Linked DNA regions of Homo sapiens: all the other regions are linked to region 7. A link is a loop called in an ENCODE intact Hi-C map of the cell type or tissue named here. Cell type or tissue: PC-3. All regions are shown on one strand.

Evidence for each region. Hi-C counts contacts between places; a loop is a spot of excess contacts. Peaks named below come from ENCODE experiments on the same cell type or tissue, not always from the same donor. Only the 100,000 strongest peaks of a DNase experiment are listed, where the experiment ranks them.
Region 1: it touches region 7 in a loop (3-fold over the local background); 2 of 110 quality-filtered maps call a loop at or near these places.
Region 2: it touches region 7 in a loop (4-fold over the local background); 3 of 110 quality-filtered maps call a loop at or near these places.
Region 3: it touches region 7 in a loop (4-fold over the local background); 4 of 110 quality-filtered maps call a loop at or near these places.
Region 4: a loop joins it to region 7, with 7 times the contacts of the local background. A loop is called at or near these places in 11 of 110 quality-filtered maps.
Region 5: a loop joins it to region 7, with 4 times the contacts of the local background. A loop is called at or near these places in 3 of 110 quality-filtered maps.
Region 6: it touches region 7 in a loop (8-fold over the local background); 5 of 110 quality-filtered maps call a loop at or near these places.

Annotation. Positions count from the first base shown.
Region 1 is chr13:101,251,048-101,255,047 of GRCh38, forward strand. The region is part of intron 11 of NALCN (sodium leak channel, non-selective); the gene reads right to left. Among named protein-coding and RNA genes, the nearest start is that of NALCN, 160 kb to the right of the region's middle. In PC-3, a CTCF peak has its summit at 1,758; no DNase peak of the experiment used is centred here.
Region 2 is chr13:101,755,742-101,759,741 of GRCh38, forward strand. All of the region lies in intron 3 of FGF14 (fibroblast growth factor 14), which reads right to left. Among named protein-coding and RNA genes, the nearest start is that of FGF14, 160 kb to the right of the region's middle. In PC-3, a CTCF peak has its summit at 1,913 (motif pointing left); a DNase peak (open chromatin) is centred at 1,890.
Region 3 is chr13:101,512,672-101,516,671 of GRCh38, forward strand. All of the region lies in intron 2 of ITGBL1 (integrin subunit beta like 1), which reads left to right. Among named protein-coding and RNA genes, the nearest start is that of ITGBL1, 62 kb to the left of the region's middle. In PC-3, a CTCF peak has its summit at 2,209 (motif pointing right); DNase peaks (open chromatin) are centred at 220 and 2,220; H3K27ac peaks cover 805 bases.
Region 4 is chr13:101,142,565-101,146,564 of GRCh38, forward strand. NALCN (sodium leak channel, non-selective) reads right to left here. Exons shown (of 44, transcript NM_052867.4): 16 at 2,196-2,332; 17 at 516-657. Among named protein-coding and RNA genes, the nearest start is that of LINC00411, 200 kb to the left of the region's middle. In PC-3, a CTCF peak has its summit at 2,443 (motif pointing right); DNase peaks (open chromatin) are centred at 2,457 and 3,757; H3K4me3 peaks cover 529 bases; H3K27ac peaks cover 950 bases.
Region 5 is chr13:101,622,043-101,626,042 of GRCh38, forward strand. The region is part of intron 7 of ITGBL1 (integrin subunit beta like 1); the gene reads left to right. Among named protein-coding and RNA genes, the nearest start is that of ITGBL1, 170 kb to the left of the region's middle. In PC-3, no CTCF peak of the experiment used is centred here; a DNase peak (open chromatin) is centred at 1,599; H3K4me3 peaks cover 1,182 bases; H3K27ac peaks cover 1,843 bases.
Region 6 is chr13:101,209,903-101,213,902 of GRCh38, forward strand. All of the region lies in intron 13 of NALCN (sodium leak channel, non-selective), which reads right to left. Among named protein-coding and RNA genes, the nearest start is that of NALCN, 200 kb to the right of the region's middle. In PC-3, no CTCF peak of the experiment used is centred here; a DNase peak (open chromatin) is centred at 1,569; H3K27ac peaks cover 2,074 bases.
Region 7 is chr13:101,452,295-101,456,294 of GRCh38, forward strand. It overlaps ITGBL1 (integrin subunit beta like 1), which reads left to right and starts at 381. Exons shown (of 11, transcript NM_004791.3): 1 at 381-637; 2 at 1,589-1,806. The coding sequence starts at 540. RefSeq lists an enhancer at 1-463. In PC-3, CTCF peaks have their summits at 1,654 (motif pointing left) and 1,854; DNase peaks (open chromatin) are centred at 1,807, 2,607 and 3,777; H3K4me3 peaks cover 3,166 bases; H3K27ac peaks cover 4,000 bases.

The DNA of each region.
Region 1 (4,000 bases), 200 kb before region 7:
ATTGACACAAGCACTTTGAAGTTCAATTTAACAATATTTAGCAAAGTTGAAAGTGAGCATATCTGACAAATTCACAATTTTAAGTCTAGGTATATATTTAGAAAGAGCTCTCCCAAATGTGGCACAGAAATTCTAATGACAATGTTTACTGAAGTATTGTTTTCAACAGCAAAAAGTTGGAAGCAATTGAAATACCCATTGCCCTTACATGCAGAACAAATAAATTCATGCTTCAATCGACATGAATCAATTTCCCAAATATAATGAGGATTGAAAAAGTGGCACCTTAATACTTCATACTATTATAAAGCATGCATTGATATGATGAATATAGTTCTCTGTGGATTAGGGAGAAGGAGGAGATCAAGAAGTGGTACACAGGGATCTTCTACTCTACTAATGATGTTTTATTTCTGATTGAAAAACCTGACCCAAACATGAAAAACTATTAATTTTTTAAAAATCTGGGTGACGGACACACAAATATTGGTTATAATATTTTCTCTATGTGTTGAATTTATGAAATACTTTCTAATTAAGAAGGAAATAAAAGAAAGTCACAGATTTTCAAAGGATAGAAATTTCAAAAAGAAGGAAAAATAACCATAGAAAAAGAATCCTGCAAAATAATCATATTAATACACAAAGGCTAATGGTTGCTTCTGACATCATAGGTATCTGACATAAATAAGTCTAATCCTGCCCAAATCTTATTTGTGTAAAATTAATTTAGTCTCAGCACGTTTTGCTTCATCAATAATCTGTTTTAGAAACAACATTCTCTCAAGCTGTAACTTCTCTCAGCGAACTAGCACCTTGGCAGTTTATGACTCATTCCCTCCGACAAGACAACTTAATACATATTTAGTCTACCACAATAGAGAATGATTTTTAGATCTATTGGAAACACGGATTTAATAACTAAAACTGCTCATATGGATATGATGTGTTGAGACAAACACTGACTTGGAAATTGTTCTTAATTTCTTCTTGTAGAGTCACTAAAATTTCTTTGATAAATCATGTTATTGCCACAAATTTTAGGTATACACCTCACTCAAGATTACACCAGATAATCTCACAGAACTATAGCTTCTAAGAGTAGAAAGAGGTCCTTAGAGTCACACATCGATGGCCATATCTTATTTACTTTATTTACCTCTGATTCCCCATCACCAAGCACAACTGCCATGTAAGAAAGGATACTAGGCCCTTCTTCCTCTCTGTTCTCTGACTTTATAATTGAAATGAGATGAAAAATTTTATATCCATGTGAAATCTTTGCAGAGAAACTCTGAATGTATTTAAAATAAATATTTCCTGTGGGGGACTAAGAGGGCTTAAGTAATAGATGATACTTTCTTTTCTGAGGAATCTAGATCCTCTTAATAGCAGAGCTTTTTGTTTTGCTGAACAAAAAGCAAGTGAAGATGCAAGTCTGGGGGTGGAGTGGAATTGCTGTGCATGAGTAGCAGGGGAAGAGCCTGCCTGGCTGATGACAAGTTGGGGAGATATGGGAGTAGGCTGGGTAGGAGGGATAGACAGAGTTGAGGGTAAGAGGAGTTCTAGTTAATTTACTGTGGGGTATGTAGCACAGAGTCCTAGGACTTCTTTCTCCCCTCTGGCTTCATTGGAAAACATGACTGTCCTCATTAATACTTAACACCAGGAGGTGGAAGAGGATTGAGCTCCCCATTCAGATAGGTCTAGAGGAAATCAGAGAACATAGCTGGGGATAATGCTAGGGGGTGACACAGAGCTAACTTTGGGCCTCTCTGTAGGTCCGTTGCCTTCCTTGTTGTATCTCTCCCATCTGTTTGTGAGTTTCTCAAAAGAAGAATTGAGATAAAAGAAGATAAAGCTTTTAATCTCCTGTGCTGTGCTGATAAATTTTGTTAAATGTACAGTCTAATGGATACAAATACATTCATATAATAATAAGAAAAATATTGCTTATATTTTATTTCTTAAGAAAATAATATATATTTTAAAATGTAATCATGTTCATTATAACATATGATTTAATGTGCAATAATAATATATTCTCTTAGATCACAATGAAAAGTTAAAATTCTTACAGAGGAAAATAAACTTTACCTTTTTCTGTTTATGCATAGGCTACAAAAGAGGTAAACTGTTTCCTGTTTCTTAACTAATTCTAAATGTAGGTTAATTAATCCAAAGTAACAAAACAAGTCCCCAGCTTCACAACAGAAGCTAAGTATCTTAATTTATTCTTAAAGGGTGATTTTTAGACTGTGAGTTGGCTCTTAATGGGTAAAGTGCTTTATTTTAGATTTTCTAAATAATTTATTCTGGAATATGTGGGAACTTAAAAAATAACTTCTTTAAAAGCTCATGACCTGTTGTGATCCATTTTTAAAATAAACTTTTCAAAATATTACATAATGCTATTGCCTTACATACTGCATCATTATAGTCTATAAACTTGAATTGCTGTTATTATAACTATTTTGAGAATTAAATGAGACAATGAATTCTTTTAAAGCACTTAGAACATAATGGGCCCCCCAAAAATCATAGCTTTATTGTTGTCAGTATTAAAATATTTGACTTTAACACAAAATGTTATTATTTATTTGTATTTTAAATAATTGAATATAATCCAATATTCAATTATTTGACATTGCTCTCTGTTTCTATAGCTTAAACCAAGATCCATTTTTGTAAATAAAGTTTTATTGGAAAACAACCATTCTGAGACACACTCACTTTTGTACAATTTCAGAGTTGAGTAGTTGAGACAGAGAGAGGGTGGTCTACAAAAGGCAAAATGTTTACTATCTGGGTCTGCAAGAAAGAGTTTGCCAAACCCTGGCCTAAACTCAAGACATCTTTATAAACTTTATAAAAATAGAATATATTATGAAAAAGTAAGTTTAATTAAAGTGACTTTTTCACATTCATTTGAAACAAATCACTTTGTCTCATGTATAAGTTTCTGATACAAAGAGAAATGGCAATGTAATCTGAATAAAAACGAAACATACTTGGGGAAAGTCAAACACACAAAATCAAAAACAGAGTGGAACGGCCAGGAGTGATGGCTCACGCCTGTAATTCCAGCACTCTGGGAGGTCAAGATGGATGGATCGCTCGAGCCCAGGAGTTTGAGACCAGCCTGGCTAACATGGCGAAACCCCATCTCTACTAGAAATACAAAAATTAGCTGGGTGTGCCTGTTATCCCAGCTTCTTGGGATGCTAAGGCAAGAGAACCACTGGAACTTGGGAGGCAGAGGTTGCAGGGAGCCGAGATGGTGCCACTGCACTCTAGCCTGAGCAACAGAGTGGGACTGTCTCAAAAAAAAAAAAAAAAAAAAAAGGAGACAAAAACAACAACAAAAAAACCCCAAAACCTAGAGTGGAACAAATTCAGAATGCTTAAGTAGTTCAAGAGTACACTGATGGGGTCTATCTGGTTGTTTAAGTCAACAAAATCACCACTACCTAGTTTATTTATTTATTTATTTTTCCAGGATTTCAAGTTAGTTTTTAGCTGGTTAACTGATTTGCCGCTTTGTTAAGAATGAATGACATGTGGCCGGGCGCGGTGGCTCACGCCTGTAATCCCAGCACTTTGGGAGGCCGAGGCGGGCGGATCACGAGGTCAGGAGATCGAGACCATCCCGGCTAAAACGGTGAAACCCCGTCTCTACTAAAAATACAAAAAATTAGCCGGGCGTAGTGGCGGGCGCCTGTAGTCCCAGCTACTTGGGAGGCTGAGGCAGGAGAATGGCGTGAACCCGGGAGGCGGAGCTTGCAGTGAGCCGAGATCCCGCCACTGCACTCCAGCCTGGGCGACAGAGCGAGACTCTGTCTCAAAAAAAAAAAAAAAAAAAAAAAGAATGAATGACATGTTAAAAGCTGCATTCATGTAATGTACCAATGTGATGAACTTGGGAATAAGTGTACCCCTGTGAAACCATTACCATCAATGCCATTGACATATCCACCACCTCTCAAAGTTTCCTCCCACA
Region 2 (4,000 bases), 300 kb after region 7:
TCCTCATGAAGTAATTGAATTGCATTTTTTCTCTTTCAACTCTAATTTGCAAAGGAAAGTTTAGCCCCATGTCAGCTTTAGGCTGGGTTAGTGATAAGAGTATATGCTTATTCTCAACCCACATACACTTTTCAAGAACGTCTTCTATAGTTTTAAAATGGGAGTTTTTTAATTAATGGAAAAAGTACCTAATCTTAAAGACAGGAGTAGCTATTCTCAGGTAAATAATACATGAACAAGAGAGATTGTAAAAGTTATTAGTGTAGCTCTTCCCAATTCTATATAAAAATCATATGCCATTGTTACAGATACTATTTTAGTACGAGAGCACAGCAGGCTGAATTTTCTTGGAAGAAAGGTTTCAATTCAGACTGCAACCTTCCTTCAAAAATACAATAATGATAAAGCCACCCATCCTTCAAAGACTTACCTTTTTCCAAAGTTAATATCTCCTTATGAACTTAGATTAAAGTTAAAAATTTATTTTAGACTAATTCATGCCACATAAAACCTTTCTTTGTGTTTTAATAGAAATGCATTTTTATAATATGCTATTTTTCTGGCTTGTAGAGGTAGATAAAAATGAAAGTCATTTGTACCTGAGAATCCAAGTTTAATTGCCGTAGTCTTGTTTTGCATGAGTTTAGTTGTTTTTTTTATTTGTAAGATAACCATTCAGTGTTCTAGAAACACTCTTTAAAATAGTCTTAAAGCCAGGCACGGTGGCTCACGCCTGTAATCCCAGCACTTTGGGAGGCTGAGGTGGGCGGATCACGAGGTCAGGAGATTGAGATCATCCTGGCCAACATGGTGAAACCCCGTCTCTACTAAAAATACAAAAATTAGCCGGGTGCGGTGGCACATGCCTGTAATCCCAGCTACTGGGGAGGCTGAGGCAGGAGAACTGCTTGAATCCAGGAGGCGGAGGTTGCCATGAGCTGAGATCGTGCCACTGCACTCCAGCCTGGGTGACAGAGCAAGACTCCTTCCTCCACCACCAAAAAAACAAAAAACAAACAAACAAACAAACAAAAAACTGTCCTAGAAAAGAAGCAAATAACAGTTGAATCTACATATTTTCATACAATTGGCACTATCCTGAGCCCAGATTTTTTCTGTCAATAATTATTAAAGATCAAATTTTAAAAAATTAAGTTAGTATAAAAAGTGCTCAGAATACATAAATATTACTTGTATTCATAGTGTTGCAAATTTTGAGTTGAAATTTTAAGTACTACAAAAAAATATTTATTGAGGTGGTTTTAAGAATAACATTGAACTCTGATATCAAACCGAGAGATTTTAGCAGAGGAGTTATAACACAAATGTTTTACTTTCTAAATCTGAACTATAAAAGATAAACCAAATATGGTGTTCAACATTAATTTCTTAAGGTTGACCTAAACTGAGCTCTCTAATTACTATGTGAACATTTGGATTTTCTTTTTCTCCTTTGGTATCTAGAGAATATGTTTGTCTTATTTCTAAATCACCATATAAAACTTAACAAAGTCCTATAGCCTTTTGTTTGCTTGTTTTTATGAAACAAATTTGGGGTTCTATTTTCTCATATGTTTAGTTGTGTGTGTCTTTTGGGAGAAAAGGGGGGAATATATTTTGAATTGGAATTGAAGCAGATAATTTTAAAATTCAGAGCTGAATTTATTAATAAGGAATTTTATCCTAAAATACAAACTGAGAAATTTGCAATAGCTTGGTTTTAAATATTCCCACAAGACTAATAGATTATTTAGAAATTGAAAGTTATTAATTATTCATGTAAGAATCACTTCTCAGCCTCTCCTTCACCTTGAGTAAACAGTTATACAATCCAATTTTATGAGATGGCTACAGAAGATGCCCTTACTTTATATGCACCCTGATTTAGATAAAGGTCACCCTCTAGTGGGGTTGATATGTATTTCAATCTCAAACCTCACTCAATTGCCTTGCCTTTGAATAGCAAAATGATTGATTTTGAAAACCAAATGCAAATCCAGGTTCAGGGATTTTTATCAGCGTGTCAAAGATGAAGAGATACAGATTATTGTATTTAGCCCCAGGAAACTGGGATTAAGAAATTCAAAGACCCACTAAGCTTATTAATGTCATGTTAAAGTCATTGTGAATACCTTAAAGTGGATTTAAATGACAGTAGAAAAGTAAGTAGCCTGGTCCTAATTTCTAAAATGGAAGAATAAAAATCTGCCATTTTCCTGGTTAAGTATCACAATTTTAGAACTTCTGCATCCCATTTAGAACTTATATATATAAAACATCTAACATGACTGCTTATATTGTAGGCAACCTGTGGATTCTCTTGAAGTTAAACAATTAGAAAATAAGAGCAGTGTTTGTAAATTAAATATAAGCTCAATAATATGCTTACTATTTATTGAACACTTACCTTGAACTAAGTGCCTTTTTGTACATTATCTTAGTTTTATAATGACAACAGAAAATAATCTAAAGAAAAACTATGAAGGATCAATTATCATTGTTTTATTCAGACAAGGAAATGGAAGCTGAGAGCAGCAGTTCTAACTTTAGCATGCATCAGAATCACCCAGAAAGCTAGTTAAAATGTAAGTCTGGGGACAGAGTAGGAGCGAGTTTGCATTTCTAACAAGTTCCCAGGTGATGCTGATGCTGTTTGTCTAGGGACCACACTTTGTAAATCACTGCACCAAGTTAGAATGCAAATATGGCTTTTGCTAGCAAATTCCTTCAGTGTGAGTATGATGAGCACTTGCTAGTAGCTTAATATATTTTACTCTTCTGCCCTTGTAGAGCATAACATGGTAACTATGTGGACCTAGTAACAATAAAGATACAGTAACCATAAAGACACAATAACTAAATAATTGCAGGGCTTGCTTGGCACCCAGAAATCTAAACCTAATACTTTCTCTTATTTCTTGACCTAACTTTCTAGTTCTCTATGTGGTTGGCAACAAATCGAAAAAGTCCATGAAAGGATGTAACATCCTACAGGAACATATGTAGTGACTGAGTATAGATCAGCAGTCCTCACAATTCAGTGTGCATTTGTATCTGGGCCCCATGAATTTCAAATCAGCAGTTCTGGGTTGAGGGATGAGGTATCTGCTCTAATAAGCACCCTAGATGATTCTGATGTAGGTGTTGTTTCCAACATGCTTTGAGACAATCTGACTTAAAGATTCAACAGATGTTTGGTTGCTTCTTCCATGAGAAAACAACAATAACAAAAGCACCTTTTCCATGAGAGATCAAATTTCCAACCAAATCTTGGTTTAGAGCATGCCAGAGCTCTGACTATGACTGCTTTCTGAGTCAAGTGCAGAACAGAGCTACTACTGCACAGAGTTATCGTGAGTATTGTCATTTTGACAATTCTGCATCCAAACACACGTTGATTTGGGTAGAGTCACAAGACAGGTGAGAGGTAAGAGCCTATCCCTAACTTTTCTGTCCCCTTCCACTAACCCCAGCAATTAGGGAACCGTAGATGATGTCATGTGGCCAATGAGATGCTCTCAACTGGGAGTCTGAATCTTGAGGGGGTGAGGCACATATATATGTACATGTATTAGGGAACCTGGGATGGAGTAGAGAATGCAGTGATGAATCCAAGAGTGATCAGGATGGCTAAAGATCATAACGCATCAGTGGGCAATAAGCAGTTAGCGGAGGTGGGGCCAGTGGTGCAGCCCATGCAGACTGTATCTGGCTGGGCTATTTCTCTTCTCTCCCATAGTAGCTTGGTTGCCTGGGATTCATACAGATTCTCTGAGTGCCCATTACCCTTCCGACCCATTGTTACGATTCTTAACATCTGATCCCTAGGTTGGAAAGACAGGTTCACATCATTCAATGAATAACTGTCTCACCTATTTTAATTTTACATATGACCTTCTTACTGATGTGACTCCTGGGAAAATAACTTAATCTTTTGGGCTTCAGTTTGCTCAGCTGTAAAATTAAGAGGGAGGAGGCAATGTTCTCTATGGCACTTCTC
Region 3 (4,000 bases), 60 kb after region 7:
AAGGAAATGTAGTTATTCTTTGACTGGAAGATGTCTTTTCTGTTCTGAATGTTCTGAGGTATGTGGATTCTTATCTATAATTACCTTCCCTTAAGTCAATCTGCATGCTAAAGCCTCCCCCAGGTCCTGCATCTGTGCCTCATTCTTTGAAGCTGGGATTCAGAATATATTATAACAGAATAAATTATAAAGATTGCTTGGGTGTTTCCTGTACCAGGACATAGCAGTGGTTTGGTGTCCTGCCCATTTGTGTGGCAGGAAATTCTTTTGTTTGTGCTGGTGAATCGTTTTGTCTGGGGCTTCTTTCTTTGCTAAAAATCTTGCATTCTTTCATTTGGCAAGCATTTTGTCAACAACTTTAACTTGCAAGAACTATGGGTCCACCTATTTAGGCATTATCGATGAGAACTTCTAAAGGAACAGCCTTTGAGTGTACAGTACTATGGCACACACCCCTAAGGAACCCTCTATGAGTAATGGGTTTGTATAATTCCTTTTTCTTCAGTGGAACCTAGGACTTGCCTGATATTCCAGAGAGTGTGAAGAGGGATATTTAAAAATAAAAATGAAAAAGTGTTGCCCCCATAGTATGTAACAAATGCCTCTCAGGTGTGACAGATGTGAGTTATACTGTGAAGGTGATATTGATGAGTCTGGGTAGGTGTGCAACTGCTTATGGCATAAGGCAGGTACACAGTAAGACCAGTAAGACTAAATGAGAATTACTGGGTATGGAGCTTGGGGATCCAATAAGCCTCCCAAGTGATTCCTGTGTACACTGAAATTTAAGAAAATTATTACATGGTGCCAAAATTTTGTTGTTGATCATGATGATCATTGGAAGACAAAATACCAAAAATTTTATCCAACGTATTATGTCTTTAAGAGAATGTTATAATTTTAAAAGAGAAATTATATACTCCTTAAAATCATTTTCATTAATCAAAATTACTTATGGCTAGAATTCCTCTGCCTTTATAATGCTCTTGCACTTCTAAGTCTAAAGCCTTTAAAATGGTCAGTAATTATTATACTTCAAATTAATGAAGAACCATTGACCCCATGAAATCAAGTTCTGAAATTGACCAACAAGTAATGAATTGTTAACGAGGATGTATTATTCACATCTGCAGTAATTATTTTGCACCAATATTCTAGATTTAAGTGATCTTGGAAAATATCATACATGTGATACTCCTGATCTCAAAGAACAACTTAGTAATGTATAATTATTTTTATTTTTCTGCAATAACTGAGAATGAAGTGCATATTTAAATAAATATTTATATAGTGTTTGTTTATTCAATGTGAATTTCATCATATAAAGTTAATGCCCTAAATTTAATATCTTTTGCATTATTGTGGCAATTGTGATAGTTAACACATCTGTAAACACAAACACATGTTCTGTGTTTCCATTTGATGACCTATAAATGAAGACACATTCTAAAGTGAGACAAAATAACTATATCCTAAATATTCTATCCTAAACGTCCCCATATTCTTGCATTGTATGAAGAAGTGTGTTGGCTGGTGTATGCTAATTTAATAGTTAGATATAATTTGGTTGCTTGATGGAAGATAAAGGGAAACTTGCAGTTTGAAAGCAGTCAGAATGTTAACATCTGTTAAAAATTTGCTAAGTTTCATCACTGAAATTGCCATGACTTAGTACTTTAGAGGGAATAATTATCTCCCTTGGAAAAAACTAATCACTTTAGAAGTGCATAAACACTTCTAAGTCACAAAGGTGCTGTTTCATGAATGACATCAAATTATTATTATTTTTTTTGGTTAGGAATCAGTTTTAGGAGCTAATTTATTTCCTAAAGTCTCTCATTTCTTCTTTAATGTCATTTGTGTAGTGAGAGATATTAACAAGCTACTCTACAAATGATGAGAAATATAAAAACAAATTAATTGTATCTATTAATAACCGTATCTGTTAATATTATGAAATTTCCATATTTCTCCCCCTAGCTGTTGTCAACATCACATCTATTTATTGTCTGAATTTCAATTTCTTTGTTATCCCTCATATATGAAAGTTTAACCTTGAACCTGAAATGACCACTAAATATACTGCCTTAAAAACTGGAATACACATGGGTGTGGTATGTGTGTACCCTCACTTATTCCAACTTAGATGCCTTCCATTCCTTCTATCCACCTTTGCTCCTGAGGTCCCAGGCTAGGGGAATTTGGGTTGTACTAATAAGCACTTTAATATTGGCCACCAGAGGGCTCCCATATTCCTTCCATCTAAGTATGAAAATACAAAGTGCAACTAACATAAAGTTCACCATCAAATAGAAAATATTATAGGAATTTATGATATAGTTCTCTCTAGAGTGAAAGTGTTCCAAACCCATTGTGTTCTTATATAAAATACTTACAATGAACCAATTTGGGATACTCAACACTTTCATTAAAATAAAGTTATGAAATTATGTTTGGTTTTGTCTTTGTTTTGGGAGGTTATGATAAGACTTATAATACTTAATTGGTGATTCCACATTTTAAATATTAATGTTAGTAAATCTGGATGTAAATCCATTATTTACATATGAATGATGTAAAATACAACTGATTCTAGTCATAGGAGTACAATTTTTTATCACAAGCTAGCTATATAAATAATCCTCTATTAAAACCCCGGGTATTTTTTTTTTTAGCCCAGCATTTTGATGGTACACAAAACTTTAGACAACAAGATGGTAGGGTTTCTTTAAGTGTGTGTTGGTAGTAAGAAATAGTTCCATTGGAGAAAAACAAAGAATTGCTTCGTTGGTGAGTCTTTCCACTAGTTCTTGTTGGGTTGTGTTAGCCGAGAACCATTTGCAGTTACTGAGACATGCTGGGATACCTCTCAGGGTTTTAGAAGCAGCAAAGGTATCTGCCATTTTTTTTTCTTTTTCTTTCATTGATGGTAATTTGTTTGGTTTTGTACTGACCAGGTGCTGACCAAAGTATTTATGTATGCAGACATATTTCTGCTGTGCAGTAGAGGGTAGGGTTAGCCAATAGTGAAACTGTTGTAATTGACAGCGGAACAGACTTTGAAGTTTCTTTAGGAACTCTTTGAATCTAGGTGAAACATTTCATATGAGTCATCAGATTGATCTTCTCTGCGATGTACTTTAAAAATTACAATTCATTTATCATCAGTAACCGAAAATGGCATTTAACCATTCTACCTTTTTCAATTGCTTTTCTTCTAGAACACATTACTTATATTTCTGCACTTAAATGTGCATCAAAGAGGATAGCAACATGGAAGGCCTGATTAACTAACTCAATTATACACCCACACCTAGATGCTGTCTTTTTGACTGTGAGACTGCAATGTTGTGTTGCAGAAGAAAATAAAACAATCTGTTCCCCTTTTTTTATCCATTATGTTATTCTGGTCTGAGAATTATTGATTGTACTTTTTCTTTAGAAAAAGAGAATAAAAATGAGCTAATTTTGGTGCACCTTGTATTTATTGAAATAGTTTTAAAGCAGTGTTTTGAATTATGTTTTGATATGTGTTTTTAAAACGGTTTTTCTGAAAGCAGGCTTTCTTTGTTTAAATCCTCCTCTGTCCCATCCTTTGCTTTCTTTTCATGAGACAATTGTGATTAAAAAGCACTCTAATCTCTAGGGTTAGATTATCATGTCTAAATGAAATGCGGTTATAAAACTATCTTTGTATACAATCTATTTTGGAAATTTGAATAGTTTTATTCAGAATCACATAGTAACAAATCCAGTCCAGTTTGTCCTGATGATTCAGTGGGATTTTGATCTGATAATGTTCACCAGGCATTTGCATTCAATTTCTGCTCAAGGAAATCCACAATATCGCAACTAGTAATTGACTGCATTTTAAAAATATGCACAAGCAAAAGAAAAGGTAGAAAAAATGCAACAACCAATTTTGATAGTGACTGGATATTATCATAGCCCAAAAGCTAACTGTATTATGTTCCTCTTAGAAGTCTTTGAATTAACAAGC
Region 4 (4,000 bases), 310 kb before region 7:
TTTCCCTTCTACTTTTCAAATGATAAAGAAATAGGTAAACTAGAACATGAATAAGCTCTTGCACCTAAGTTCCTGCCACATACTAAGCATTGAATAAATGGCAATTCTTTCGACCGATTTTAGAGAAACATGCTCTCGTATCCTCTCTGATGTAATAAGTAGACATAAGCAGTTGTACTTGCAGGAGATGGCAGGTCATTACACCTGGACTGAGCCTTGGAGATCCCAGCCCTTTATTCCGCACCTGAGAAAATGCAGATTTGGGAGGCTCTTGATGTTTACAAAGTCGCATGGCTGCCACGTGGCGCAGCTCAAAAGCTTACACGGGCAAATGCAAAATTTCAATGCATAGAGTAAAAAATGTTAGGTTTCATGATATCTTTTACAAATGAAATCATTTTATTTTCATTATTCTCTTGAGAAATTGGATTCCAGGACCCTAAAGAACTCTGCGGTTCTTTTCTCAAACATAGATGCTTTTTAGAAGCCTGGTTATTCGAAACAGCAGATCTTACTTTTTGGTCGATGTATTTGTTGTCCTCAATTGCTGAGCGTTTGGAGTGGTCGCAGGAGGAGGAAGAGGTGGTCGGGAGGCTTCTCAGGAGGCAACATGTGTCCTGTTGCTGGCGGTCAATAAACTGCTTCATAAAACTCTCCCTTTGCAAATGAAGTATATGTGCATCAGGCATTATTAGTGGAAGGGAGCAAGTGACAGCATTTTGCAATGATGAGTTTGCTTGAGCAAAGATAAAGCAGTGATAAAAGATCATAGAAAACTAGATCATGACTAAAATATTTCATTAGCAACAGCTTCCTGAAACTCAGTGACTCCTGCTTAAAAAGCAATATCCTTGAAATAACTTTCAAGCAATATTACTCAGTAACCGATGGTAGTTTTTTGAATCTTTTTTTTTTTTGAGACGGAGTTTCACTCTTGTTGCCCAGGCTGGAGTGCAATGGTGCAATCTCAGCTCACCACAACCTCCGCCTCCCGAGTTTAAGCAATTCTCCTGCCTCAGCCTCCAGAGTAGCTGGGATTACAGGCATGCGCCACCACGCCCAGCTAATTTTGTATTTTTACTAGAGATGGGATTTCTCCATGTTGGTCAGGCTGGTCTCGAACTCCCGACCTCAGGTGATCTGCCCGGTTCGGCCTCCCAAAGTGCTGGGATTACAGGTGTGAGCCACCGCACCCAGCCCAGTTTTTTGAATCTTATTGTGGTAATAAAACACTTTTTTTCCCCCTCTAAGACTTGGAAGAATTAGTTGCTCTCTCTAAATGTCCATTTATCATAAGAATGACTAAGAGAGAATTTTACATTTTAAGACTCAAAAGCAAGTGCGTTCATCTGATCTTCAAAGCATAACGAAAATTCAAGTAACGTCTCTTCAAATTACCAAATTCAATTAATTTTGTTTTTTAAAATTAGAAATGCAAATATATTTCTACCCGAATTTTAAATATTATGGCACCATATATAGTCTCATACTTTTATAACCCCCCACAGAATTATTTTTAAAGCTAGTAACATATTACTGTAATTCTGTTTGTAATTTCTTGAGCTATAACTAGAAGAATTTCCTTTTATTATTAAAAATAGGTGTTTAAAGCATCTTTTATGCATTTGCTTAACTGGAGGGCAAACGTGGTAGAAAATCAAATCAGTATGAGTGGAAAAACGCCACGGTTCTTCTTTTAAAAAGTGGAAGGCAAATTATATATGGTAACCTGACATGGTAGGCTCCATAAACACTGTAGTAGTACACAAACTGGGCCAGCTGTGGTTTCCCTGTTTGCTTGAAAATAAAAGGGCCACAGAGGCAATTTTAGTCTCATACGGTTGGGGTCTGAGATTGATGTCTACCTGCCATCCCTGCAACACTGAGCAGCTTCTCCAGTTTCCTGGGATGTCCCATTCCCGAGGAGTCATCCCAGAGAGAAGCGATGGGAAGCAGCCTTCTTGCTTAGGCTACTGCAGTTATAAAGTGACTCTTCTGTGAATACATTGCTTAAAAGAGTCAAAGTTGTTTATTTATTTATTTATTTTAAATAGAGGTAGAGGTAGTAGAAAGATGACAATAAAATAGAAAGAAACCCAACCCACATATACTTAAAAGAAGGGTTAAATCAGATTTAAGATGATGAATCTTTTACAATATATGTGAAATATGCAATTAAAGAAGTATTTTGGTACCTGATTTTAGGAACTGTAAAATCTGAAGGAAGCTTTGAGATTTTCACCATTTGAGGTCTGTTTGGAAATTTTTCAAAGATTCGCAGGCGTAAAGGGAGCTTTTCTTTGGTGTCCGCATTTGCTTCACTTTGCTTTAACTAAAGAAAAATTGGAAAGAAGAAAAAAAGGGGGAACCTATAATACTATTATATACGTTACACAAAATTAGTTTTAGAATGGAAGCAATAAGTAATTACATGAAATGCCAGTAGATGGCAGCAAAGGCCTACCAAGTATACCTCTCTTGCCCGCCATAAATTGCTCTATGAGCTAAAACTTTTGAGTTAACAGAAAAAACAAAAACAAAACTTAACAACAAAAAAACTAAACCAGAAAAAAATTCAAGGAAAACTTTATGTCATTTTATTCCCAAAGACAAGTCTCTTTTCATCTCAGACATTTTTAATGGTTTACTATTACTTGCATATTTAAACAATAAAATTTGTTTACACATGCCTAACGCTAGAATTAAAAATTTTTAAAAACCATGAAAAATTTAAAAAAAATTAACTACAGAATCATACTAAGTAGTAGCATTTGTAAAGAGAGACAATGGCAGGAAAATTGGTTATGTCGCCTAGCAGATTAAAACAGAAAAGCTCAAAACACAAATACCACATTTGGTCCATGCAGCGAGTTTTCCATTTGGCTGCAAACATGCTTGGACACGACGAACTTAAATGCCATATGATATCTTTGTGAGGAATGACAATCAAATGGATTTATTTAAGAGTGTATATTTATATTTCTACAAATTGAGTTTCAGGGAAGCTCAGGTTTAACATCATAAACTGGAACAAGGCTGAACTAAGATACTACAAAGGTGGACTGTGGCTTCCAGAATTCATGCTATACTTTCCTATGCTCTCTTTTTCTCTCCCAGTGCCGACGTCTCTTGGAGTCCCTCTTTACTTCTGTTTACCTCTCCCCTTCTCCAGGACCTTCTGCAGAGTGGAACACCCTTCCCCACGTCTGCCCTGTCTTCTGTCCCGGCTTCCCAAACTGCATCTTTTAACACTGATGCCTTTCAAAGAGTACATGTAATTCAGGCTGCCTTTTTGGAGGGATTTGGGGGGTGGGTTTCAAAAATCATCCACTCATTTACCTCCTTGTTGGGTATGGTTTTACTCTATAATTTGTTTTAGGAATTATGGAAAGATAAGAATTAGAGGCCAAGAGAGCTTTTAAAACAGGAAGAGAGATGGCAATGCATCCCTCCTATATGTGGAAATACAAATTGGCTAAGGAGAACAGGAGGGCTTCTTTTTGGGGAAACATTCCCATTTCAATATGATGGATGACTCAACTATCCTATTGGTTGTGAGCTCATGATGAGATTATACATCCTGATTTCTGGTTTTCTTATTAGGCTGCAGAAATCGCTCTTATGTTTTTGTTTTGTGTAACATAAACATTTACCTTAGCCATTTGTAAGTCTGATTTGATTTTGTGGGTAGCCTTTGGTTTTTCTGTCTTAGATGGTAATCTTATTTGGAGAAGGAGTCACTGCTGTTCGTTGCCTTCCTCCCTTCCTAACTGGAGTGCTCAACGCAGTAATGTGTGCAAAATGGCACGTTCTCAACAGTTCCATGGTTATGATGATGACAATGGTAAGGAATTAGCTCCCAAAGACACAAAACAAAAAGTAGTAGCATCTCTGTGAGAGGTACACAGTTAGAAAAATGATTCCACACACGAGTAAAGAGATTTACCAGGAAGAGTCTTGTTTTCTAAAAGTTGATACAACTAGTAGAAAAATACTTGTC
Region 5 (4,000 bases), 170 kb after region 7:
TTTCTATTTCTATTTATTGTGTTTCCTTTGCCTGCACAGAGTGTTGATTGACTTCACCTTTCTCCGTATCCAGAAATCCATCTATGTGATTAAACTTTTGTTCTTAAACAAGGCTTCTAATATTAGATGGAAGATTTAATGAATAATAGTAGTTAACATTAAGTGAGTACTTATAGAGTTCTAGGCACTGTTCTAAATGTTTGACTTATGTCATTTAATAATCTCATCAACCTCATGATGATGGTAGTATCATGATTATCCCTACACAGCTAGTAATAACACCAGCGTCTCTGTCTATATAAATTTAATCATTCCTATTTCCATCAATACCAATTCAGTCTAGGTTCTTGCTTTTGCCCTTCTCTCTGTCTAGAATAACCACTGACACCTTGTAAGCCTGAAAAAAATGCAACCTCACATGTAGCTGTGATCACATTTTCCTCCATATTCCAGCTAAACCGGTGCGCACTTTTAGTTTTGTATTTGCCGTTTACTATAATTATTTGTTGGTGTTGGTCTCTCTGACTCCATGAGTAGTGTTGATTTTCTTTGTATTTCTAAAACCTAGAATCTAGCAAACATTTGACTGAATAAAGAATAATGATTGACTGTGAAACAAATGACTACATGAGCGCACAGATGGATCCAGTGTTTTTTTCTTTTAAATAAATGATCATGTACCAGTAATTACAGAACTGGTTCTAAACATGGATTCTTATGTAGTTAGAGATCCATGAATAGAAAATCTTTATTTAATTTAATACGAGGCCTCTAGCCTAGTATTCAGTTAGTTCTAGGTTCCCCAGCACTGATCTGGAAGGGAAAAGAAAATTGAATCTGAAATGAGGCTGGGATGTGTGTGTGGGGTATGTATGTGTGTGTGTGTGTGTGTGTGTGTGTGTTTTCCTGTAGTTGTGACTTAATATCAAAGACAATTGCAGATAATATGAGAACTTTTCATTATTTATGCTTGTTTTCTCTAATTGAGATTAGATTATATTTTGCAGATAAACAATTTGAATTCGTTAATAACGTGATTTTTGAAAATCACTGACGCTTGTTAATGTTAACTAGGATAAATATTATTCTCTATTTAAATTGTGTGTTTTGATCTTTCCCTTTAAAAATAATTTACTACAAATTTTAAAATATTAAATATTAATATGATAATGCAATCCGAGGTTTATAATTTAGCTTGATCCCATGACAGAGTAAGCTAATGTTAACTATATAATCAACAACTTGTAAAAAATGTTCAGAGATTACCTCTTAAGGCCCACAGTAATAAAACTATCTACACTTTTCTCTAAAAGTCATAAAAATGTTTGTGAAATAAAATCAAGTTTCATATCTTTGTGTACTGAAATTAGTTTCTTATTCCTACCCAATTATCTAACATACAATTGTCATTTTGTTATGAGATACATACACTTCTCATTACACATGGAGAAGCATTATGTCATTATTTTTATAAAAGGCTGATAAATACAGTTGTTCCTTCATGTATGGCTCCCATACAGATTCCTGGTAAGATGATTCTATAAAATTATATAACTCAAATCTCCTGTTGACTTTCATCTGAGGACAGGCAGTGGGTTCACCGTGAGTCACTGTAGTTCAAAGATGTAAAGAAATCTGTTGTAATCACACTTAACCTTCGCAGAGCACAAATTTAAAGGGAGACTCATGATTTAAAAGTGGACAATTAACAAATGACCTTTCTCCTTCACATTAGGTGAGATCATCAGGGCAGTGTGGTAAGTAGTCTGACTGTAGAATATTTTAAAGGAATGAAAGTTTTTTTGGGTATACCTTCTGGCCTTCTGGGCCTGTTTTTGGCCTTCTGGCCCTGTTTTAAATCCCATTTTTAAAAACCCTATTGCTTAAAACAGCTAAAAGAACAAATTTTGTAAGCATTCCATTAGACTGGCTAAACATCTCCCCCCACCCAGTTTACAATGTATACAATCTCTTATATTCATGTGGCTTAGTGATTTGTACAGGATGACCTAAAGCCACCAGGATTCCTGGAGATATGCTTAGATGTTTACTAGGTTGCTTTGGAGAGTGAGAAGAAATCTGGGCTTGTTGAGCTTTACCTACCCTACCTACTGCTTTCTCTGGGCAAATTCACTTACATATGTTTTATTTAGCATGGATCTGTTAATACTTTCATTTGGAATGAAATGTTTCTGCCGGTTTCTTTCTGTTCTTGTGCAAATGTGAAAACTATTGCTTTAGCGAAAGCAAACACCGTTACTTCCTGAATCACAGCTCCCTCCAAACCACTCCTCTCCAGATAAACATTTATGTTTTATGCCCCAATAACTACACTTCCTTTTATTTTCCCTGCTCTGAGCCTTGAAGTGTTCACCTGAAAGCATTTTAAAATAGTCTGTAATTCCAAAGGAAATGAAGTAATTGTCCATGGAAGGGAGGTGAGGACTCAGGATACAGATTGACCTGGGGTTGCTCATGAATTGAGACCAAAAGAAAAACAGAGGTAGAATAAAATGAAAGGGAGAAGAGCTCAGTGAACATCTGTGCTTTCTCTTTGCCGAGTCCTGACACAGCGCTCACTACCCCTCTGCATTTTATCCCTGTCACCATTTGGAGAATCAGGCAGGAAGGCCCAGCATCAGGGATTTCCTCTCCCTTCAAATTCTGGTCCCTGCAACCAGCTGGAGCCACCCACAGATTCCCTTTGTTGATGAGTGCTTCCGGAAGGTGAAGGAGAACCTCCCCATCAGGGGGCTGCAATGTTCCAAACTGCAGCATCATTCATGACGTGGCTAACATTTACCTTCATTTTCGTAGGGGGTGGAGAAAGGTATTTTTTTATAGTAATAAAATACAATCTGTGAATTCTGCCATATACCAAATTAAAAGAGGTTTTGCGGTACAGCTTTCCATGGAGACAAGGAACAGGTAATTATTCAGAGATAATGCTTCTGAAACAGAACATTGTCAGTATATAATGGTTCCCTGCCGGTAGATAAATGCAGAGGCAAAGACAGCATATTTATTTTTTAAAGCAAGAGACATTCAGTGATGCAATTGCAACTCTTGAAATTACCTTTCCTGTTTTACCAGATGAAAGGTTGTAGATTTAATCATCATGCCTGATGGAGCACTGGTGTCACAAAGTGACAGAAATAAGCCCAGTGACAGCAGCCCTGCTGTGTACAGATTGACTTAGTAAACACTCTTGGCACAGACTTTAGCCGTTGAGGAACTTCTTAGTTATAAATGGGTGGATTCTCCATATAGCTGCTCAAATTCTAAATTCATTATATTCCTGCCAGTTAAGCCTTCGTATGTCTTTGCTTTGCCAATGAAAACTCAGCCGGCCAGGAACAAATCATATACAGACTTAATTTGAATTCAAGGGATGATATTGCTTCTTCTGTAGGTTAAGGGTTGCAGTGGTAGCTCGATAGTTGTGTAACTACACTGCACTGCAAGGGCTCATCAGGTCCCACTCAGTATTTTATTTCTAATAATAGTAATGGCTAATTTTTTTTTTTGAGATGAAGTTTCACTCTTGTTGCCCAGGCTGGAGTACAATTGCACGATCTAGGCTCACCGCAACCTCTGTCTCCTGGGTTCAAGCGATTCTCCTGCTTTAGCCTCCTGAGTAGCTGGGAATACAGGAGCCTGCCATCATGCCCAGCTAATTTTTTGTATTTTTAGTAGAGACGGGGTTTCATCACGTTGGCCAGGCTTGTCTTTAACTCCTGACCTCAGGTGATCCACCCACCTCGGCCTCCCAAAGTTCTGGGATTACAGGCGTGAGCCACCGCACCCGGCCAGTAATGGCTAATTTTATTGAGCATTTAATGATGCGTTAGACACTGTTCTAAAGACTGCACATGTATTTTTCATCAACCCTATAATGTATTTTTAAAATGCGGTAGATTTCTCTTTTACCCAGGGAGAAAGGAGAACTTAAGGGAATGGCTTGGATCTGATCACATGGCTAATAAATGGTAGAACTTCG
Region 6 (4,000 bases), 240 kb before region 7:
GGAATTTAGCAAGTACATTTCTGTTGGATTGAGGCAGGATTTTTATCTTTTGCCTGTTGCCTTTTTCTCCGGAATTCTGAAAACTAAAATAACAACACAAAGAAGCAACAGCAAAAGCCACAGCAGCAATACTGCAGACCTCCATCTAAACTAGCTACTAAGGTTCTTTCTGCATCTGGTCCCACCTGCTCTGCTTTTCCTTTTGTATTGCACAATTTAAGATTATAGGATGCAGCCCATTAGCTTCCATTTGCTTAGAGGGGGTCCCTCTCTCCTTCCCCACCCCCATCTGCATGCACATGTGCTCAGCCAGATGCATGCTCACACACGTACACACATTATGCTTTATCCCATCATGCTTCCTGGAAATTAAGATTTCAACATTGATTCCTAGAAAAAATGTTAGAGACAGTCCTCTGCAGAAGTAGGCATTTTAGTCTTCTGGCACACTAAGACTCTGGGTGTTACATCCAAGAAGGGTATACCCAAGAGAAAGAATGAATATACATATCATTGGGTGAATGGTCTCTGTTTAGTTCCGTATATGTAATAGTTAATGATAAGCTATTTCCGCGTCTGGAAATAACTTGTCGGTTTGTCTTATTTTTCTGTAATATGATTTTTTTTTACCTTTTGCATTTGTCTGGAAAGTCGCAAAAGACTGATTAAAAATAATCTCCTAAACTGGAATTGGGGACTATTTTTAAAGTTTTAAACTTTCTATACAACACAGAAAACTGAGTGCCCACCATTCCATTAATTCTCCAGTCATTTACCCTTGGATGCTGGGCTACCTCAGTGCTGCTAGGAATTCAGCATGCCATGCTAAGACATGGGCTTTCCATGCATTTAAGAAGGACAACTGCTACTACTTGTTAAGTGCCTGTTTACATGGCAGGCGCAGTGCTAACTACTTTGCACCTGTTACTTCCTTTAATCTTCCTACCAATCCTCTAAGTTATGTATTATTATCCTGTTTTATTGATAGGAAATTGTGGGTAGCCATGAGAGACTGACAATAGAGTCTCACTACAGACTGTATTTTTTGTAGGCAAGACTACATAAATCATGTGCCTGTTTTGTTGTTCAAAATTCCACCGACATTCTTTATGCAGTAGAGCTAAAAGGCATACAGACACAAATGTATGAACTGTCCTCTTTTTGTAGGCAAGAATCCACAAAATATTTAATAACACGGTCATGTTTTCATCACTGAAAACATACTTGAGGAAGCTCATTATAATGGAATGAGACAATACTTTTCATTAATGACTTTCATTTATTTTTAAAATTTGAACAATGGAACAGTCTGATTATTAAAATAATATTAATGTAAGATGGCAATTAAATAGTTGGGAAATTGCAAATAAGATGATTGGTGAAAAACTACCAAAATAAGATGAGCTGCAAAAATAGGTTCTCCCTGAAAGAGTACTCTTCTAGGGTTAGGGGTAGGAAACAGGATGCTTTATTCAAGGAAAGTCATAATTCTGATCATTGCAGTTCAGTGGACCAATGATATTAATATACAACAGCAGGAAAAGATGGCCAATTTTATGTGATTCATCCTCTAAAAGGAAGTACACAGGATATTATTTTATCATTTCATCATTATGCCACAGATGAGTCACCACAAAAATAAATTCCAACAGGAGCAAGGAAAAAAAAACCCTAATGTTATAGTAGAAAGGAAATAATGAAAATTAATTTTACAGTTTTTTTTGGGGGGGGAGACAATGACAATAAACTATATATATATATATATATCTCATGGTATCACTTTAAAATAAGCCAAATTGTTAGTTTCTATTGCAGAGTCATGCTCAACCATGGATAACAATCTGGCCTAAAGCTTCAGATGAGACTCAATTTTATGAAACTGTGAAAGATTTGACACAGTAACAGCCTCACAGAAAAAAATATAAAATATCTCCAAAGATGCCTGAAATTTATCAACTGATCATAAATTCTTGTCTTTCATCAATAAAAATGAATTTTGTTCAATGAAAATACCTCCTCATAGAAATAACATTTCTTCCAGTGTAACTTTCCTCAAAATAGCTCTTCTGCTATTCTCCAAGAAAAAAAAAATTAAAAAAAATAAAGTAAAAATCTTCAAAAGCTCCCTTGTGTCACAGTTCCAACCACTGAAGACCCTCCATGTCTGGTTTCCCATTGCTACTGCCATCCTTTGGTCATATGTCCCTCCATGCCTGTGATTCTCCATGTCTCTAATTTACTCATTTGGTTTTTCTTATATGGAATGCCTTCATCTAATGCCATGACCCAAATCTCTACCTGTTGAAATTATATTCACCCCTAAAGACAAATCTTTATAAAGCTCTGCACACCTCCTTCTCTGGAAGCAATATTTTTCTCTCATTAAATGAGCTGATATTTGGAAGTGCTAGGCACACAGTAAATTCCCAGAATTTTAAAATACTCTCCCAAATGTCTTTGCTATTACTTTAGAACTGAGTACATCTATTGTAGCATATGTCACCTTTGGCTTACTTGAGATCTTTCTTATGTGTTCTACTATGGGATGAGTTGTTTCAGTCCTTCCTTGGGTTCTTGACAATGCTATAGTTAAAGAGGGCAGTGAGTACATTTGTTCATGTCGGTATGCTTCCTAGCTGTGTTGCATAAAGAATGTTGATAGAATTATGAATGAAAAACCAAGAACATGATTTATTTATCTTCATCATAAATGGGTATATCAGATATTTTGTGAAAGATGATTTTCAGTGGTGTGGCAGACTGAGGGAGGGTAAAGCTGAGGCTATGACATTCAAAGAGGACACAATATCCTCAATGCAAACAAAGGCAAAAGACTGTGAGGCTGCGGACAGTAAAGGCAAACACTGGGATGGCCTGCCCTAGATCATGCTCATTTTAAAAAGTCTATCCATCTGAAGTCTTATCCATCTGATAGGAAGGATCAATACCATGAAAATGGCCATACTGCCCAAGGTAATTTATAGATTCAATGCCATCGCCATCAAGCTACCAATGACTTTCTTCACAGAATTGGAAAAAACTACTTTAAAGTTCATATGGAACCAAAAAAGAGCCCGCATTGCCAAGACAATCCTAAGCCAAAAGAACAAAGCTGGAGGCATCACGCTACCTGACTTCAAACTATACTATAAGGCTACAGTAACCAAAACAGCATGGTACTGGTACCAAAACAGAGATATAGACCAATGGAATAGAACAGAGCCCTCAGAAATAATACCACACATCTACAACCATCTGATCTTTGACAAACCTGACAAAAACAAGAAATGGGGAAAGGATTCCCTATTTAATAAATGGTGCTGGGAAAACTGGCTAGCCATATGTAGAAAGCTGAAACTGGATCCCTTCCTTACACCTTATACAAAAATTAATTCAAGATGGATTAAAAACTTAAATGTTAGACCTAAAACCATAAAAACCCTAGAAGAAAATCTAGGCAATACCATTCAGGATATAGGCATGGGCAAGGACTTCATGAGTAAAACACCCAACGCAATGGCAACAGGAGCCAAAATAGACAAATGGGATCTAATTAAGCTAAAGAGCCTCTGCACAGCAAAAGAAACTACCATCAGAGTGAACAGGCAACCTACAGAATGAGAGAAAATTTTTACAATCTACCCATCTGACAAAGGGCTAATATCCAGAATCTACAAAGAACTTAAATTTACAAGAAAAAATCAAACAACTCCTTCAAAAAGTGGGCGAAGGATATGAACAGACACTTCTCAAAAGAAGACATTTATGCAGCCAAAAGACACATGAAAAAATGCTCATCATCACTGGCCATCAGAGAAATGCAAATCAAAACCACAATGAGATGCCATCTCACACCAGTTAGAATGGCGATCATTAAAAAGTCAGGAAACAACAGGTGCTGGAGGCATATAGAGAAATAGGAACACTTTTACACTGTTGGTGGGACTGTAAACTAGTTCAATCATTGTGGAAGACAGTGTGGCGATTCCTCAAGGATCTA
Region 7 (4,000 bases):
TTGTCAGATTTCCTTGCCCCGGCCCCAACCCAAACTCCAAAGAGTGCATCTACTTTAAAAGCGTGTGGTGAAAGTAATTCCCTACCCAAGTGTTCCCACTACTGTCACTGGCCTCACCCTTCTCCACAACTCAGGGATTATTTTAAAGGTTTCTTTAATATCGGCCAGTCCAAATATTCTCTTGTCAAATATTTCTGTGGCCCGTACTTGAAATCTGTGAACAGGACACTTTTTTTTTTTTTAATGTCAAAATAAACCATCTGCTTGTACAACTGTTTCTAATTACTTCCCTGCCTAGACTCTCCACTGAGGGGTTTGGCACCAGCACCCCGCCCAGAGCAGTGCCGCTGCCCAAATCCTCGCAGGCAGCTCATCAACGCAATTGCAACTCCGGCTGGAGCCCCGGACCTGCAAGCCTGGGTGTCCGTGGGTCCGTCTGCCCAGCCATCTGCTGGTGGCACCTCTCCCTCCTGCCGCCTCCCTCGGTGAACCCCACCTTGCAGAAGTGCAGCTCGCCCGGAGCAGCCCAGGAGCTCAGCATGCGTCCCCCAGGCTTCAGGAACTTCTTGCTGCTGGCGTCCTCCCTTCTCTTTGCTGGGTTGTCAGCTGTTCCTCAAAGCTTCTCGCCATCTCTGAGGTAAGTTTGGTTTGTTATTCTTCAGTACAGACCTGCCCTGCTTATGTGGCAGGGCTCAAGCTTGCAGGATGGCTGCCCTAAGCCAAGAGCTGTTATTAAATTGGACAAGGGATAAACTGTTTTCAACCTGTTCCTTTTCCTCTCCTTATATCTACAGCGTGTATTGCCTCATGTCTGTCCTTTTGCTTTTCCTTTGGAAAAATGCAATCATTGAATAAAAATATAATTTTCTTTTCTGCAAATACATATCAGGAGGAATTCCTGCTGTGAGTTAAAATGCTATGTGTACCAGTATCTTCTCACAACATGTAAAGCAGAATGATCTGTTTCCCAAGGGCAGCAACAGGAGGTCTGTGTTACATTTTGTATCATCCTGAAAGAGACTGAGTGAGGCACACTGCAATAGTGAAACTAAACTTTTTAAAAGTAGAGTTCCTAAAGACTGCTTAATGCAAATTATGCCCGATGCTATCATAGCATGTCTAACTCTTTCTATAGATTCACGTTTTCTCTTCTGTAATATAAGTGCCCATTGGCCATCAGATAGCAGTGGGACGTTTTTTAAAGGAGAACTGAAAAGTCAGCTGAGTGCCGTACCTTGGATTACTTTGTATTTAATCTAAATGTGCATATAAGATTTAGTGATAAACTACCAAAGAGCAGGGCAGTTCACCTCTGTCCACCTGGAGGAAGGACCTGTGTCCGGGGGCAGGTCACCCATTACACATTTTGGGCCCTGGTCATTTCTCTGGTGGGTGATACCTGTTTGCTTGGGAAAATACAGCCCTTCCAGGCAGCGCTTGGACCCCAGAGAGATGTGGGCCTCAGGCGTCCTGTTCTTGGGGTTGTACGTCTGCACCTGGAGGGGACACTGGGGAGGAAACGTGGGTTCGGAGCAGGGGGCGGCGTCCGCGTCTGACCCGGCCTGCCGGTTGCTTGTCGCCCGCGCAGGAGCTGGCCGGGCGCCGCCTGCAGGCTGTCCCGGGCCGAGTCGGAGCGACGCTGCCGCGCACCTGGGCAGCCCCCGGGGGCCGCGCTGTGCCACGGCCGGGGCCGCTGCGACTGCGGCGTCTGCATCTGCCACGTGACTGAGCCGGGCATGTTCTTCGGGCCCCTGTGTGAGTGCCATGAGTGGGTGTGCGAGACCTACGACGGGAGCACCTGTGCAGGTAAGAGGGCGGCGCTGTCTCCTCCCTCGGGAGGTCGAAACTCCTCTTCTGGGATTTCTGCCACTCCCTAGAAGAGTGAAGGGTGGGGACACGCCTCCCTTCACATAAGCACCAATTAAGTTACTGCGATTGTCACACTTTGGCTAGTTAATTCTGGCATCATTTATCACAACACTTTTATCCCCCAGGCTCTGAACTTGAATGGAAGTAAAGTTTTAAAAATTCATTCACTTAATTATATATTTTATTGTAATTATGATTTTTTAAAGTTGGGATCTTGCTATGTTGCCCTGGCTGGTCCCCCCCCCCCCCCCCAACTCCTGGAATCAAGCTATCCTCCCTCCTGAGCTTCCCAAAGTGTTGGGATTACAGGCGTGAGCCACTGCACCTGGCCGTCATTTGCTTAATTCTAAAATCTCACTTGCCTCTAAAGTTCCTCATTATAGACTAAATTCCCCAATGTCCTCACAAATGGAGTTATTTTACTGGGTTCTCCTATCCCTATCAAGAATGTTAATGATAATATTTGTAGATCTTAGGCCTGTATTTTATTTTACATAGGAAACAGTGGGAGGGGGAATGTATTATTTTCCTCCATTCTAGGGAGGCAGGTTTTGTCTTTGAAGCCTGATTTGCCCTCTCATTATTAGAATATAGTTCACAGGCAGGAGTGCATATCAGAAAACTGTAACAAGGAAAAAAGTAAACGGGCACATATTTACTTAGAATGACTGTTCTTGCATTGTTCTAGCTGCTTGAATTTTTGAGTTGCAATGAAACTTGGTATTTTCTGAGGGTGGAGTGAAAATACATTCATTTCCCTTGCACATTTTTAAGGAGTGATTCAGGTTCTGATATTGGAAAGGGTCAAAAAATTCCTTCCCAGAGAACACCCTTAACCTCTTTACCTGTGTCGTTTTACTTAAGGCCAAGAGCCTCAATTAGTGCCTTGTGAGTGACACAGAACTCCATTAGTGAAAGCACAACACAATGCATTCCAGCCAGGGTTTGGCAAATTTGTAGGAAAAACCAGCCACTTATTTTACCCTCAATGTAGCTAAGAATAATAAGACAGCCAACACTAACATAGAAAGATCAAGAATGAGTTTATAGCAAAATATTTTTTTCTCGGAACCTGGGCCCAGTAGTGTATAAGTTACTTAATATGCAGGCTGCTTGGCAATGCAAAAAATAGTCATAGAAGAAATTTGGAGGGGCGCAGGTGCATCTACTTGATTTGTTTTCCCTGTGAAGGCTGTGGATCAACTCTTTAAAAATACTGAATGCTGGGTGGGGTGGCTCACACCTGTAATCCCAGCACTTTGGGAGGCCGAGGCAGGTGAATCACTTGAGGTCAGGAGTTCAAGACCAGCCTCGCCAACTTGCTGAAACCCAGTCTCTACTAAAAATACAAAAATTAGCTGGGCGTCGTGGCATGTGCCTGTAATCCCAGCTACTTGGGAGGCCGAGGCAGAATTGCTTGAACCTGGGAGGCAGAGGTTGCAGAGAGCCAAGATCATGCCACTGCACTCCAGCCTGGGCAACAGAGCGAGACTTCATCTCAATAAATAAATTAATAAATAAAATTAAAATATTGGATGCCACAACTTGTTATTTAACTTCGCAGTCCTACAAACCGCAGTATAATTAAGGGTAGCCCTTTGGAATGAAAGCTAAGTTACCGCCTAATATTTCATTCCAAATTTGACTGTTACTTGGCTTCTCTGACCTATGGCCTCTGGCAAGCCCTCTTCAATATCATGAATTTTGAACAAATTTTCCAGGGCTTTTTCTCTTGTTTTATTAGAGAAGTAAGAGGTAAGATGCAGCCTTTAACTGGTGAAAGTTGTGAGTGTCGTCAGATTCACTTTCCCTGTTGAAGAACCTAGGCTGGTGCTTTTCTCCGAGAAACTATGCAGAAGGAATGCTGTGGTAGACAGCATTCCTTTTTCCCTCCCATAGAAAATGATATGTTGTTTACTCATAGCATCTTAGTCACTGCATTCCTTCCTTCTTGATACGAAATGCAGGACTGAGTCAAGCATGGTTTTGTTTGGTTATGCATGCATTTCTGTAGAAGATGAAATGCTTCTCTTTATTTTAATACTGAATGGAATAATGAAGTTCATTTTTTATTCTCATCTTGCTGACTGATGCCCATCAAAACTTACTCTACAGGGCCTTGAGCAGAATC